Linked DNA regions of Homo sapiens: region 1 is linked to region 2. A link is a contact called in ENCODE Hi-C or POLR2A ChIA-PET data. All regions are on one chromosome and are shown on one strand. Each heading gives the region's core, a stretch centred on a gene start or an enhancer-like site at or near the end of the contact. The rest is flanking DNA. Distances are from core to core; before and after follow the strand shown. Region 1 holds the start of ARHGAP19 (Rho GTPase activating protein 19). Region 2 holds the start of CC2D2B (coiled-coil and C2 domain containing 2B).

What was found. A loop is a pair of places that touch in the nucleus more often than their neighbours do. ChIA-PET counts read pairs that join two places held with the same protein, here RNA polymerase II (POLR2A). Pooled maps may share reads with other maps.
Region 1: a loop to region 2 is called in a pooled map, with 12 times the contacts of the local background. The contact joins the promoter of ARHGAP19 here to the promoter of CC2D2B in region 2. A Hi-C loop is called at or near these places in 1 of 37 single-sample maps with no recorded cell type and 8 of 50 pooled maps. POLR2A ChIA-PET finds 5 or more read pairs at or near these places in 1 of 52 experiments (BJ).

What each region holds. Positions count from the first base shown.
Region 1 is chr10:97,289,474-97,295,957 of GRCh38, reverse strand. It overlaps ARHGAP19 (Rho GTPase activating protein 19), which reads left to right and starts at 3,321. Exons shown (of 12, transcript NM_032900.6): 1 at 3,321-3,386. The coding sequence starts at 3,331. ARHGAP19-SLIT1 (ARHGAP19-SLIT1 readthrough (NMD candidate)) reads left to right here and starts at 3,285. Exons shown (of 15, transcript NR_037909.1): 1 at 3,285-3,386. RefSeq lists a silencer at 3,600-3,649 and enhancers at 2,994-3,750, 3,751-4,509, 5,268-6,026.
Region 2 is chr10:95,905,969-95,912,897 of GRCh38, reverse strand. CC2D2B (coiled-coil and C2 domain containing 2B) reads right to left here and starts at 4,923. Exons shown (of 35, transcript NM_001349008.3): 1 at 4,841-4,923; 2 at 1,539-1,597. The coding sequence starts at 1,574. The region is part of intron 2 of ENTPD1-AS1 (ENTPD1 antisense RNA 1); the gene reads left to right. RefSeq lists enhancers at 4,607-4,666, 4,707-4,896.

The sequences.
Region 1 (6,484 bases), core at 2,072-4,571, 1.4 Mb before region 2:
TTGTGAAAGCATCAATTTCATTCAATCCATCAGTCCATGTGCTGGGTGTCATGGGGCTAGAAACAAAACTAGTTCTTATTTTGAGGGAAGGGCAGAATTTGAGCCTTGGGTTCCTTGCTTTGTATATATAGCAATTAACACAACCTGGATTTTCTTTTCTTTCTTTCTTTTTTTTTTTTTTTGAGACATAGCCTCAACCTATTGCCCAGGCTGGAGTGTAGTTGCACGATCTCGGCTCGCTGCAACCTCCATCTCCTGGGTTCAAGTGATTCTCCTCCATCAGCCTCCCGAGTAGCTGGGATTATAGGTGTGTGGCAACACGCCCGGCTAATTTTTGTATTTTTAGTAGAGACAGGGTTTCACCATGTTGCCAGGCTAGTCTGGAACTCCTGACCTCGGGTGATCCACCCGCCTCAGCCTCCCAAAGTGCTGAGATTACAGGTGCGAGCCACCTCGCCTGGCCTTTTTTTCTCTTTTCTTTTCTTTTTGAGACAGTCTCACTCTGTTGCCGAGGCTGGAGTGCAGTGGCACATGATCTTGGCTCACTGTAACCTCCACTTCCTGGTTTCAAGCGATTCTCCTGCCTCAGCCTCCTGAGTAGCTGGGATTACAGGTGTGTGCCACCATGCCCGGCTATTTTTTTGTATTTTTAGTAGAGATGGGATTTCACCATTTTGGTCAGGCTGGTCTTGAACTCCTGACCTCAAGTGATCTACCTGCCTCGACCTCCCAAAGTGCTGGGATTACAGGCGTGAGCCATCACACTTGGCTTCTTTTTCTTTTTTTGTTTTTTGTTTTTTGTTTTTTTGAGACAGGGTCTTGCTCTGTCAGGGTGGAGTGCAGTGGCATGAACATGGCTTGCTGTAGTCTCAATCTCCTGGGCTCAAGTGATCCCAGCCTGGATTTTCTAAGGCTGTCTGAGGTTCAATGAAAAATTTCACTGATACGTTTGCTAAATTTTATGTTTCTTTCCATGTATTTGCTCAATAAACATGATTTGTTAAACATCAAACTAAATAAGACTGGGCATGGTGGCTCACACCTGTAGTCCCAGCACTTTGGGAAGCCTAGGTGGGTAGATCACTTGAGTTCAGGAGTTCGAGACCAGTCTGGCCAACGTGGCAAAACCCATCTCTACTCAAATACAAAAATTAGCCAGATGTGGTGGCACACACCTGTAATCCCAGCTACTTGAGTGTCTGAGGCTGGAGAATTGCTTGAACTCGGGAGGCAGAGGTTGCAGTGAGTGGAGACCATGCCACTACACTCCATCCTAGGCAACAGAGTGAGACTCTGTTTCAAACAAAAAACATAAAAAACATCAAACTAAATGCAATTTTATTTGGACACATTTATCAAACTTTTATTTTCTTTTTTAGAGAAAGGGTCTCATTCTGTCGCACAGCCTGGAGTTCAGTGGCACAATCATAGCTCACTTTAACCTTGAACTCCTGGGCCCAGGTGATCCTCCTGCCTCAGCCTCCAAAAGTGATGGGATTATGGGTGTAGGCCACTGTGCCTAGCCCTTATCAAACTTTTAGTATTAATTCATCAATTGAAAAAAATCTATTAGAGTATATGATTTGATTTTTTATTTGGATATAATAGTTTGAGGACTTGCTTATATTTTTCAAAAATATTTATTGGACAGCCATTATGTGCCAGAAACTGTGGGGAGCAAAATAAATATAGTCTCTGCCCACTTGTGGCAGGAAGCCTAGCTGGGAACCCTCACATGAAATAAATAGTCACACAAATGACTATGTAATTGTGAGTTGTGATATGAACTGTGAAAGAATAGTACAGAGTTCTTTGTGAAAGTTTACTGAGGGAATTGATTTATACAATGGGGGTCATGGAAGATCTTTGAGCCAGTGACATTTAAGCTTCGACCTGAAAGCCAAAAAAGTGGAAAAATGGACGAGCCAGAAAAAGCAACATGTGCAAAAGCCCTAAGACAGTTCAGAAAGTGAAGCATGTGCAGTACAGTTTAGTAAAAAGGAGGCAGAGTGCAGGGAGAGCCCCAGGTGGCAGGATATCAGAAGGATCAATACAGAAATTCCCGAGAAAAGTCCAGCATAGGAAAACAATATGGAAAAACAAAAAACAACAATGCTCAAAATTTACAATGTTCTCACATATGTTGCCTCAGTTAATCCCTAGGAGAAGTGTGTGCCGCAGGGAGGACAAGGATAATTATGGTTATTCCTACCATTGAGGATTAAAGTTTAGTTTGGGACAAAGTCATGCAGCTTTTGGTTCCATGGTTCATATCACAAGGCAAACTCTGTGGGTTCTCTGGGAAGTTGGAAGGGAGTGAATGTATTGAAGCAGAAATGACCGACTCCAGCCTGGCCAACAGGGTGAAACCCCATCTCTACAAAAAGTACAAAAATTTGCCCTGTGTGTTGGTATGCTGCAATATTGTACTGTGCTCCAGCATGGGAGACAGAGGGAGACCTTATCTCAAAAAAAAAAAAAAAAGAAAGAAATAAAGGAAGAAAGAAATGACCTATGGCTAGGGCTATGCTGAGTATCTGAAGAAAGAAGGCTTTGAACTATACGTTTAAAAGCAAGTACTTCTAGGTTGCCACTCCCTGCCTGCACTTGAGGGATTTATCTCTGGGTCAAGACAGAGAACGAGTCTTGCATTAAATTACATTAAATTAAATGAATTAATTTATGGCTGGGTGCAGTGCCTCATGCCTGTAATCCCAGCACTTTGGGAGGCTGACATAGGAGGATTGCTTGAGCTCAGGGGTTCGAGACCAGCCTGGGCAACATGGTGAAACCCTGTCTCAACAGAAAAAAAAAATTAAAAAAATTGTAAAAAAAAATTATTTATTTTCAACTTTTATTTTAAATTTAGGGGGTACATGAGTTGGTTTGTTATCTGGGTATATTGTGTGATGCTGAGATATAGGGTACGGAGTCTTGCATTTTAGAAAGTGATGAGTCACTTTCAAAGTTGACAGTTCTATAATTCCCTGATTTACATATCAGGACAAAATTTGAGCATAGGCTGGTGATTTCTGACTTGAACCTAAAGGTCTGTGGAATCGGAAGGGTTCATCAAAATGAGAAACTACAACTCCCGGCAGGCCTCGGGGCTGGGTCTTCTTCCCCGCCCCTCCCTCTTTTTCCGCCAGGGCTGGGAACGACCAATGACGGTTAGTCATTTGAATAGACCAATAATATATTAAACGGTTCAGGTTGAGGAGGGGCGGTCGAGTCATCCAATCGCACGGAAGAGGTGAAAACATATTAGCCAATCCAAATATGTGGGGGCGGGACGTAAGGTGGGGCGGTGAAAGAAGTTTGCTGACGAAGATGGCGACTGAGGCACAGAGTGAAGGGGAGGTGCCAGCCCGCGAATCCGGCCGGAGGTGAGCTGAGTTTGGTCCAGTTTCCTGGGAAACGCGGCCTTGGGCTGGTAGTCCTGCCGCCTTTGCCTTGGGTCACGGAGGCGCACGGTTCGGGCTTTGTTTCTTTCTCCCACGGCGTTTCTCATCGTCGCGCCTGCGGGGGCTGAGGCGCGGGGGTCGGGCCTGGGCGCTGGACTCCAGCCAAACCCCCCGCTCGGTCCTGCCGGTGCCCGAGGGGGCTCCTCCCGCTGCGCTGGCTGCAGACGTCCAGCTGGGGGTGGCAGCGCTGATCGCTTTGGCGCCGAGACACCTCTTGATGGCGAGGAAACGGAAGTCCAGGGCTGGTTAGCGAATTCCTCACTGTTGCACACAGCGCTTCACATCTTCTCCGAGGCACTTTGTGCGTTCAGGTCCGAGCAAGGATTTGAGTGTCAATTAGAAACAGTGTTGAGTCCTTGGGCCAGTTTTTAAACCTCTCTCGACTTCAGTTTCTTCATCTGCAAAGGGACGTGAGGATGCCTATTTCCAAGTGTCAAGATTGAATAAGACAATCCATTTAAAGCTAGCACTGAGTTTAGCCGATAATGACAACTCTACGCAATAGATTTTCTTCTTCCTAGTAGAACAGCTAAGGAGCAGATGGGAGAGGGATCTGTAGTCCAGGACATCATGACTTTATTTCCACAGGATGTTCTTTCCTAAACAGCCACACCGAGATTTAGCGTTTTCAGGAGAGAATTTCGAGGTGGTGTTGCCTTAGCCTTGAGACCTAAGTTGTCTTAATTGATTACAATTTTGTTTTTGGTGTAATTCAATAGATTGAGTTTATTTACGTTGCCTCAGTGTAACTCAGTAAAATACTTCGGTTTGGCGTCTTTTGGTTCCATTTGTACCGAATAAGAGATTCCAAGAATCTTGGGAAACTAATAACTTTGTGACTCGGCTTCTTCCTGAGCCCAGATGAGCGTGGTTGAGTGTGTTATTTAAAATATCATACGGGGCCGGGCATGGTGGCTTACGCCTGTAATCCCAGCACTTTGGGAAGCCGAGGGGAGCGGATCACCTGAGATCAGGAGTTCGAGACCAGCCTGGCGAACATGATGAAAGCCCGTCTCTACTAAAAATACAATAATTAGCCGGGTGTGGTGGCGGGCGCCTGTAGTCCCAGCTACTCAGGAGGTTGAGGCGGAGGTTGCAGTGAGCCCAGATGCGCCATTGCATTCCACCCTGGGTGACAGAGCAAGACTATGTCTCAAATAAATAAATAAAATAAAATATGATATGGAAGAGTTTTCCACTCTTTTTTGTTTTGTTTTGTTTTTGTTTTGCAGTTGCAAGATTTCATAGAGTGAAATAGAGTGAAAACACAGCTCCCACACAAAGGGAGGGGACCCAAAGTGGGTGGCCGTTGCTGGCTCTAATGCCTGGGTTTATATCCTGATCCTTGTCCCTCCCGCTGTGCTCTCAGGCAAGAGATGATTGGCTATTTCTTTACCTCCTGTTTTTGCCTAATTAGCATTTTAGTGAGCTCTCTGATTGGTTGGGTGTGAGCTAAGTTGCAAGCCCCGTGTTTAAAGGTGGATGCGGTCACATTCCCAGCTAGGCTCAGGGATTCTTAGTTGGCCTAGGAAATCCAGCTAGTCCTGTCTCTCAGTCCCCCTTCTCAACAGGAAAACCCAAGTGCTGTTGGGGAGATTGGCCGATGACCGCCCTAACTGCTTCCTGCTGAATTGGGGCGTAGTAGGGGTTGTGCAGTTGAGATTTCCTCGGGAGGGTTGCCTTCGATGTCATTAACATCGGAGCATGGGCTAGCAGGCTGTTCCAGGGGTCCGCGGTGGATCTTAGTCATAGACTGCATCTGGGGCTCCATTTGAAGAATGATTTGTAGTTTTACAGTTTCAATTCTGGAAGAGACAAACGCTTTGGATGCCCCTTCGTGGTCACCAAAATGTTACCGGGGGTCCTTGCTCACAGAGCTCCCAAGATGGTGGCCAGCCGCTTCTAAGATGATGGCGGGCCGCTTCCAGGATGGTGGCAAGCCTAGTGTTCTCTGACCTGGGGTTCTCAGCCTCACCGATTCCAAGGAATGGAATCTTGGGCCATGGGGTGAGTGTTACAGCTCTATTAGAAGCTGTGGGTCACGGAAGAGAACCGTGGAACCCAGTGACTGGTGTTCAACTTGATTAGGACGAACCCAGGCACTTAGCCATGCAGGAACAATGGCAAGCCTTTAGCACGATCGGGAGTGGCAATGGGAGTCTCACTGGATCAGGAGCACAGCAGACACCCTGCCAGATCCGGAGGGATGGGAGTCAGCAGCGGGATGGGAGTCAGCGGCGGGTCTGCGACAGCGGCAAACAGCAGTGGTAGAGGGCGAGCAAAAGCTCAGCTCCAGCCATAACAAACATAGACCAGAAGAGTGCAGTTGCAAGATTTAATAGAGTGAAATAGAGTGAAAACAGAGTTCCCATACAAAGGGAGGGGACCCAAAGGGGGTTGCCCGAGTTTTCCACTCTTGAAGCTGCCTATAAATGGTTGATCATTTTTTTTTTTTGCCCGGGAACTGTAGAGGTGATTGATACATTTGATTAGATCATCCTTCATCCAGTTCTTTAAAAATTTCTAAATTTTGGTGAAAATCTGAGGACAAATAAAATACTATTCCATAGCAAGAGTAGTTTGAATTTATTTTCTTTTCTTTTCTTTTTCTTTTCTTTCTTTCTTTCTTTTTTTTTTTTTTAACACAGGGCTCCTTCTGTTGCCCAGGCTGGAGTGCAGTGATACGATCACAGGTCCCTGCAGCCTCAACCTCCTGGGCTCAACTGGTCCTCCCTCCTCAGCCTCCTGAGTAGTTGGGACTACAGGCACGTGCCACTATGCCCAGCTAGTGTTTTTGTTGTTGTTGTTGTTTTGTTTTTTTGTAGAAACCGGGGTCTTGCCATGTTGCCCAGGGTGGTCTTGAGTTCCTGGCATAAGTGATCCTCCTGCCTTGGGCTCCCAAAGTGCTGGGATTATAGGTGTCAGCCACTGCGCCTGGCCTGAATTTCTTTATAGTATATTGCCAGTTGAATTTAAATTTTCAGTGAGAGTATTAGTTAATTACATGATCAGTAGGTATT
Region 2 (6,929 bases), core at 3,674-6,173:
ACATGGTATGCCTGTATAAAAATATCTCATGTACCCCATACCTATATATACCTACTGTGTATCCATAAAAATTAAAAATTTCCAAAAAGAAATTGTTCTCTGGAATATAAAAAAGGCCTTTTAATGATAAAATCCAAGAGTTAGTTCTTAGTGTTCATGTATTACCACTTCATGTACCTTTTAAGAAGGTCAAGTGAGATCAGACATATATGAAAATACTTTGAAAATTCAATGCTATACTAGTTTTAGCTATTACTTGATTTATTACCCTGCAGCGTGTGGCAACGTTCAGCAACCTTATTTTTTGAAAACTTTATATATCCTTGCCCTCTACCCTTCTACCTCTGTGGCCACTTATTTCTGTATCCTTCAATGGTCATACCTCTTCATATCCTAAATGTTGGGTACATTCCAAAGCTTTGGAGGGTGCACATATTCCCATGGATTCCCAAATCTGTGTCTCCAGCCTTCACTCTCCTAAGCATCAAAATCATATTTCTAGCTGACTTCTGGTAATTCTAGTTGAATGTTGTATCATCAACAAAAATTCAGTATGTTAAAATAAGCATTTCTTTTCCAGTTTTTATAAACCTCAATATTCTATAGGTAAACTATTCTAGCAATGTTAAACCCTTTTTAGAATGATATGGTTATAAGTTTCTTTTTAATTTTAATGCTAAAAAATATAATAGCAAAGACTCCTGAAATAACAACTGTACATGCTAACCAAACTAATGTGCAGTTGGAAATCTCAAGCTTTCTAATCACAGTAAAAACATGAATTTGTGTCAAAAACCAAAGCAGGCTATTGACATGATCACAGTTAAAATATCATAAAAAGAGCCCAGTCTATAAACTTTCCGAAAAAACTTCAAAATCTACTATTCGTTCTTGTACCACTATTAAAAACTACTGAATAAGGTCAACACAGACTACAATGTTCCCTTACATCTTATTCAACCTTCAGTACCTACCTCAAGACAATAAAAAATACCTAATTCTACTCTTGACCAGGGGATAGCAACCCTTAAGGTATGATGGAACAATTCTGGCAAGTAACTGATAGAGGGTCTCCCTTATTAGTTCCCAAATATCTTGCCCACCATTCCCAGAATCCTGTATACTTTTTCATAAGTTCTCATTTCCATCTAGAAGGTAGGGATAAAATGTGAATCTTAATTGCAGTTACTCTAAGAGACATGTAAATATTGCTCCTATATAGATTTAACTCACTGACAAACATCTTTTTTAACAAAGCAGGGAATGGCTTGTTGGCTAGGTGAGAGAACATATAAACAAATAGATATTGAAGTAAGAGATTAAATAAATACATACATAAATAATTCATCTTATTAAATAACTTACAGACCAAATAAGAATACAATTCATCCCTAAACTCTCCTATTGTTTCTTTTTTTACATATGAATTTATGATTTGTATATAGAAACAAATGTATCACATTTATCAGGATTATCCCCCATTTACAACAGGGCTATTTGGAATAATCAAAATATTATAAACTCCATTAATACCTTACCTTTTTAAAAATATCTTCTCTTTGAGATTTTTTCATGATGGTCCTTTTATTTCAACTTTCTAAATAAATAAGAAATATTATTGAGAATGACATATCATAAGAAAACTGACTTGTGATACTTGAGGTTAAAAGTATGCTTTTTAAATTTTTTAATTTAACAAGAAACAAAACAGATATACTATCACTTTTACTATTTCATATTTGTATTTGGTCACCTTCAGTATTTAATAGAAATCCCGGTTAATGCAATAAGATGTGCAAAAGAAGGAAGTAAGAGGTGTAACTCTTGGAAGAGGAAAACAAAATTATCATTGTTTGTAGATGATAGGTTTTTATACATGAAAAACCCAAAAGACTAAATAAAGTTTAGACATAATTAGAAAATTGGAATTGGCAGAATACAAGAGAATATATGTAAAAGTCAGTATCTTCCCTACATGCTAATGTACTAGAAAAAAATCACTTTCACAAAAAGGGTACTGAAAAAAACTTCAAGATACTAAGGAATTATTTTAATTAAAATATGTATGAATTCCCTTCCCCCCAAAAGTATAAAACTTTGCAGTAAGAAAAAAAAGGATCTGATTAAATATACATTTGATCTTAGCCAAAAGGCCAAGAGGCAATGATTAAATATAGATATTCTATGGAGGCAGGGAAATTGATTAAAAGGCTACTAATAGATACTAGAGATCTATTTGGATGTTTGTCTCCTCCAAATCTCATGTTGAAATGTGATTCCCAATAATGGACATGTGGCCAGGTGGGAAGTGATTGGATTGTGGGGGTGGATACCTCATGGTTGGCTTAGCACCATCCCCTTCATGATGAGTTCTTGCTCAGTTAGTTCACATGAGATCTAGTTGTTTAAAAGAGTCTGTCTAGGACCTCCCCCCTCCTTCCTTTATTTCCTCTCTTGCCATGTGACATGCTGGCTCCCCTTCCCTTCCACCATGATTGTAAGCTCCCTGATGCCCTCACCAGAAGCAGATGTTAGAGCCATGCTTATATAGCCTGCAGAACTGTGAGCCAATTAAAACTCTTTTCTTTATAAATTACCCAGTATTCTTCTATTGCAACGCAAGAATGGCCTAATACAAGAGTATCATTCAACATGACGGTTAAATGCAAGTTCATGCAATTCCCCAGACATTTGTAGAAACTAGAATGCCACACAAGTTTTTGTTTATCTGTTTGTTTTTTAGAGACAGGGTCTCACTCTTTCACCCAGGCTGAAGTGCAGTGGCATGATGACAGCTCATTACAGCCTTGAACTCCTGGGCTCAAGTGATCCACCTGCTTCCACCTCTTGAGTAGCTAGGACTACAGGCATGTGTCTCTAAGGCTCGGCTAATTATTATTATTGTTATTATTAGGTACAGACAGGGTCTCGCTGTGTTGCTCAGGCTGGTCTCAAACTCTTGGCCTCAAGCAATCCTCCTGCCTCAGCCTCTCAAAGCATTGGAATTATAGGCATGAGCCACTGCGCTTTGCCTAAACAAATTTCTAAATCAATTCTGCGGGCACAAGACTATGTGGATCCCTGAATCAGCACAGACTTCTTTTTGGCACAATTTTCAGTCACCTTGGTTACTTCTGTCACAGGCCATTTGGTTTCAGGAGTGCTAGCAAAATAAAACCACAGAAAAACCTCTAGCATGTGGAAATGGTTACACAATGCATATCTTAGTATATAGTAACATATCTTTAATTGTGATCCAATCAGAAAATTGGTTCCCTTTAATCTTCCCCTGGCTCTTGTTAGAAATATTTCTAAATGTATTAATGCACTTTCCTTCCTTAGCAGATCTGAATTCAGACCAAAATCCAATTTTATCTTTATCTCAGTTCATCTATTGTCACATAGTATGATGACACCTTTCTGAACTCTCTTATAGCAATGTTTCCTAAATGATGCCTTCCAGACTTAATTTGAATTAGGATGCTATGTCCAGAATTAAGGTCTCATTCACAGTTATGATGTAATTAAGGCAACAATAGCATTTTGTAAAAATAATCTATTAAATATATAGCACCAGCTACCCTTTATTGTTATTAGGATATGGAAGAAGTGGAATTTAACTTAACAATTCTTTACTTAGTTAAGAGGAATATAGCAGTATTTCACAGTGTTCTACAAAAAACATTATGACTTCCATGTATTGCATTAACTGGCAAGTTTAAAAATTAACTTAACTGTTATCTTGTTTTCCAAAATCAAAACTTAGGAACAAACGGCGTGACAAAAGATTTTCTGATCTGTGAATTTATTTAAGTCTTCGAAAGGCAACAAAACTAAATCACCCACTGCTCTGAGGACCAGTTCCCAAGTCATCATGTCCTGCTCCTGTAGATCAAGAAAGATTTGGGCCCACTTCTCTATCTTGGGACTTCTGGTACATGAAAACTAATGTGGAAACAGGTTACAAAAACTATCATATTATATTTTGAAAATTTACATCTAACACACACCATGCAACGTAGTTTTGCTACTCAAAGGTGAATTACAAGATTTATAAAAATGTATTAATTCTTAGAGCAACCACTGGCCAGGAGGCCCAGAAGCTCTAAACAAGTACTGTAATGTTTTTTATTCAAACCTGAAGATGTATCTCTGTGTCTATACTTATAGCCTCAATTAGAGAGAAAGTCAACCAGGAGGCCCTTTCTGAAAGTGAAGCCAAAAAACTCTCACATCACTTCCCCATCTAAGCCGCAGTGACCACTCTCCAACATTGACCACTCTCCAACATAACCCCTCAACTATAGCTGGATGGAGTTCTTGTTTATTCTCCCTGGCATCTCCAACCTTTAATTTTTACAACTTCCCCGCAAATGGATAGCATTCCGTGTTTCTAAGGCTGATTCAAACTCCACGTCTTTCAGGAAGTTTTTTCTAACTCTGTCTCTTGATCTCCAACAGCATTTGTAGTTCATAATGCGAATTTTTGTTCATTACATTCTACCTTCCAAGTTCATCTTCCTGCTTATCCTAATGTGAAGATCAGGACTAAGGCAAGGTGTTCAGCACACACAGTAGGCACTGAATTAATAATATGCCGACCCGTATTTCTTGCAAATCAAACACTGCTCTCGAGTGATTTTCAATTCTACTCATTCCCAAATTGGCTAACAAACCGGTCGGCCAGGCCCCCGAACTACAAGTCCCAGCGGCCTGCGCGGCCCCGGCTCCGGTTATCCCAGCCCAGCTAGTTCTGCCCATGCAGCAGAGCTCCACAAAAGTGCGGGAATGTCTGACAGGGAAGAATCAGAGAAACCTTCACCAGCAGCCCGACATTCACCTGGACGGACAGTGCACTTTTCTTACGTCTGGGCAGGGAAGGCAGGGCGCACCATCTACCGCAGGCTAGGATGATCACCAACCGCCCCACCGCACCCTGCGCCAGCCCTACGGCGCCCGCGGGCTGCAAGTAGCGGCGACCCAGGAGCATGCGCGCTGCCGCCCCTGGCCTGCCAGGACCCAGAGGGAGCGGAGCACGCGCCTTTGGGAATCTTCGGTGCGCCAAGTCTGTTCGCCGCCGGGGTCTATCACCCCCGCCCCTCGCCTCTGCCCGTGAGCGTGTGAGTTGTAGCGTACCCTGGGGTCTGTTCTGGAGGAGGCCTGAGAGCGGGGTTGCCTGGGGCGTGGGTCTCTCATCCCTCTCGTCCTGGTGAAGAAGAAGAGTATACCCAGCGGGTGAGTACCGGCCGCGAGCTCCCGGCTGAGCGGGCGTCCCCGGGGAGGACGCTGCGGGGCGCCGTTGTGGCAAGAGCGGTCGCCCGCGCAGGGCGTGGAGGCGCGAGGCCGGGGGACGCCAGCCGGCAAGTTGCACGGGTTGCAGCGCCCCGGGACCTACTTTCTCTTTGCCGTCGTCCCTGCCTTGCTAGGAAAAGAGGGGAGCTTTGACTTCAGGTGATTTCCTTTGTGGCTTACAAAAGAGCCCCCTAAATATGCAAGCGGTTCCTTTTATTTCCAGAGCTTGCTGTTAGCGTACTAATGTACTATGTTTAAAGTCTTAAATAGGGCATGCCAGACACGCTCACCCATGTGTCGTCATTCATCGCTTAATAAACAGAGTACGGCTCTCATTGTTTTTCTTTTTCCCATTGCCTCGCTCCGAGTTAAAATAACGAGATAAACTAAACGTGATGCGGTTGGGAACTTGTTCAGGGAAACCGGCTGGGGCGAACTTCGGAAACTTGCTAGTGTAGAGAGCCGCACGGTGGTGGTTTGTATGCTTTCACTCATTCAGGCTTTCCACAGTGTTTAACTGCGTTCTGTGTCAGGCATTATGCCCCAACAGTCGTCTTGTGTAAGACTTCCATGCATTTTTAAGCTTTGCTTTTATTTTCTAAATGTACATGTTAATAGAGAATAAACATTATTGACCTCTTTATTCTGATATTAATTGCCTAAGTTTCGTAGGATTGTCTTTATTTTTTAATAGTATGGTGACCAAAAGTAATACTAGTGTTTAACCTTAGTAAGCAAAATAGAGTCCCAGTGTCTCTGACAGCTTGGCACAGTTTCATTTGAGACCGTAAATCCCACCCTGTCTATAGTCTCTGTCATACTTGGTAACAACCCAGATAATTTATCCCTTCTCGCAGCCTCATTCCCACACCTTCTCCATCTGCTGATCGTCTCACTATCTGCCTTCTTCTGGAAACTGTAAACTCTTTTTCTAGACTCCTCATATGTAAACCCCTCTATATCTTTTTTTAAATTTATATATATATATATTTTATCATACTTTAAGTTCCAGGGTACATGCGCACAACGTGCAGGTTTGTTACATATGTATACATGTGCCATGTTGGTGTGCTGCACCCATTAACTCGTCATTTACATTAGGTATATCTCCTAATGCTATCCCTCCCCCTCCCCCCATTCCACAACAGGCCCTGGTGTGTGATGTTCCCCTTCCTGTGTCCAGGTGTTCTCATTGTTCAATTCTCATATGAAATACTATGCAGCCATAAAAAATGATGAGTTCATGTCATTTGTAGGGACATGGATGAAGCTGGAAACCATCATTCTCAGCAAAGTATCGCAAGGACAAAAAACCAAACACCACATGTTCTCACCCCTCTATGTCTTTATATCTTCTTGTTCACAAAACATTCCTCCTTGTGATATTGGGTACCTGGCTGTCTCCTGAAGACACTGCTTTCCCAGCAATTCACCACAGCGAAAGCCATGCCTGCTGGAGACACTGCTTTCCCAGCAATTCACCACAGCGAAAGCCGTGCCTGCCCGCGCCCCCCGCCCCCCAGAGGTGGTATCTGTATTCGCCATCTCCTCATGGCCATTGCTAGGCCATTCCATCCCACCCCAGGACCCAGAGCTGGTATCTGTATTCGCCATCTCCTCATGGCCATTGCTACGCC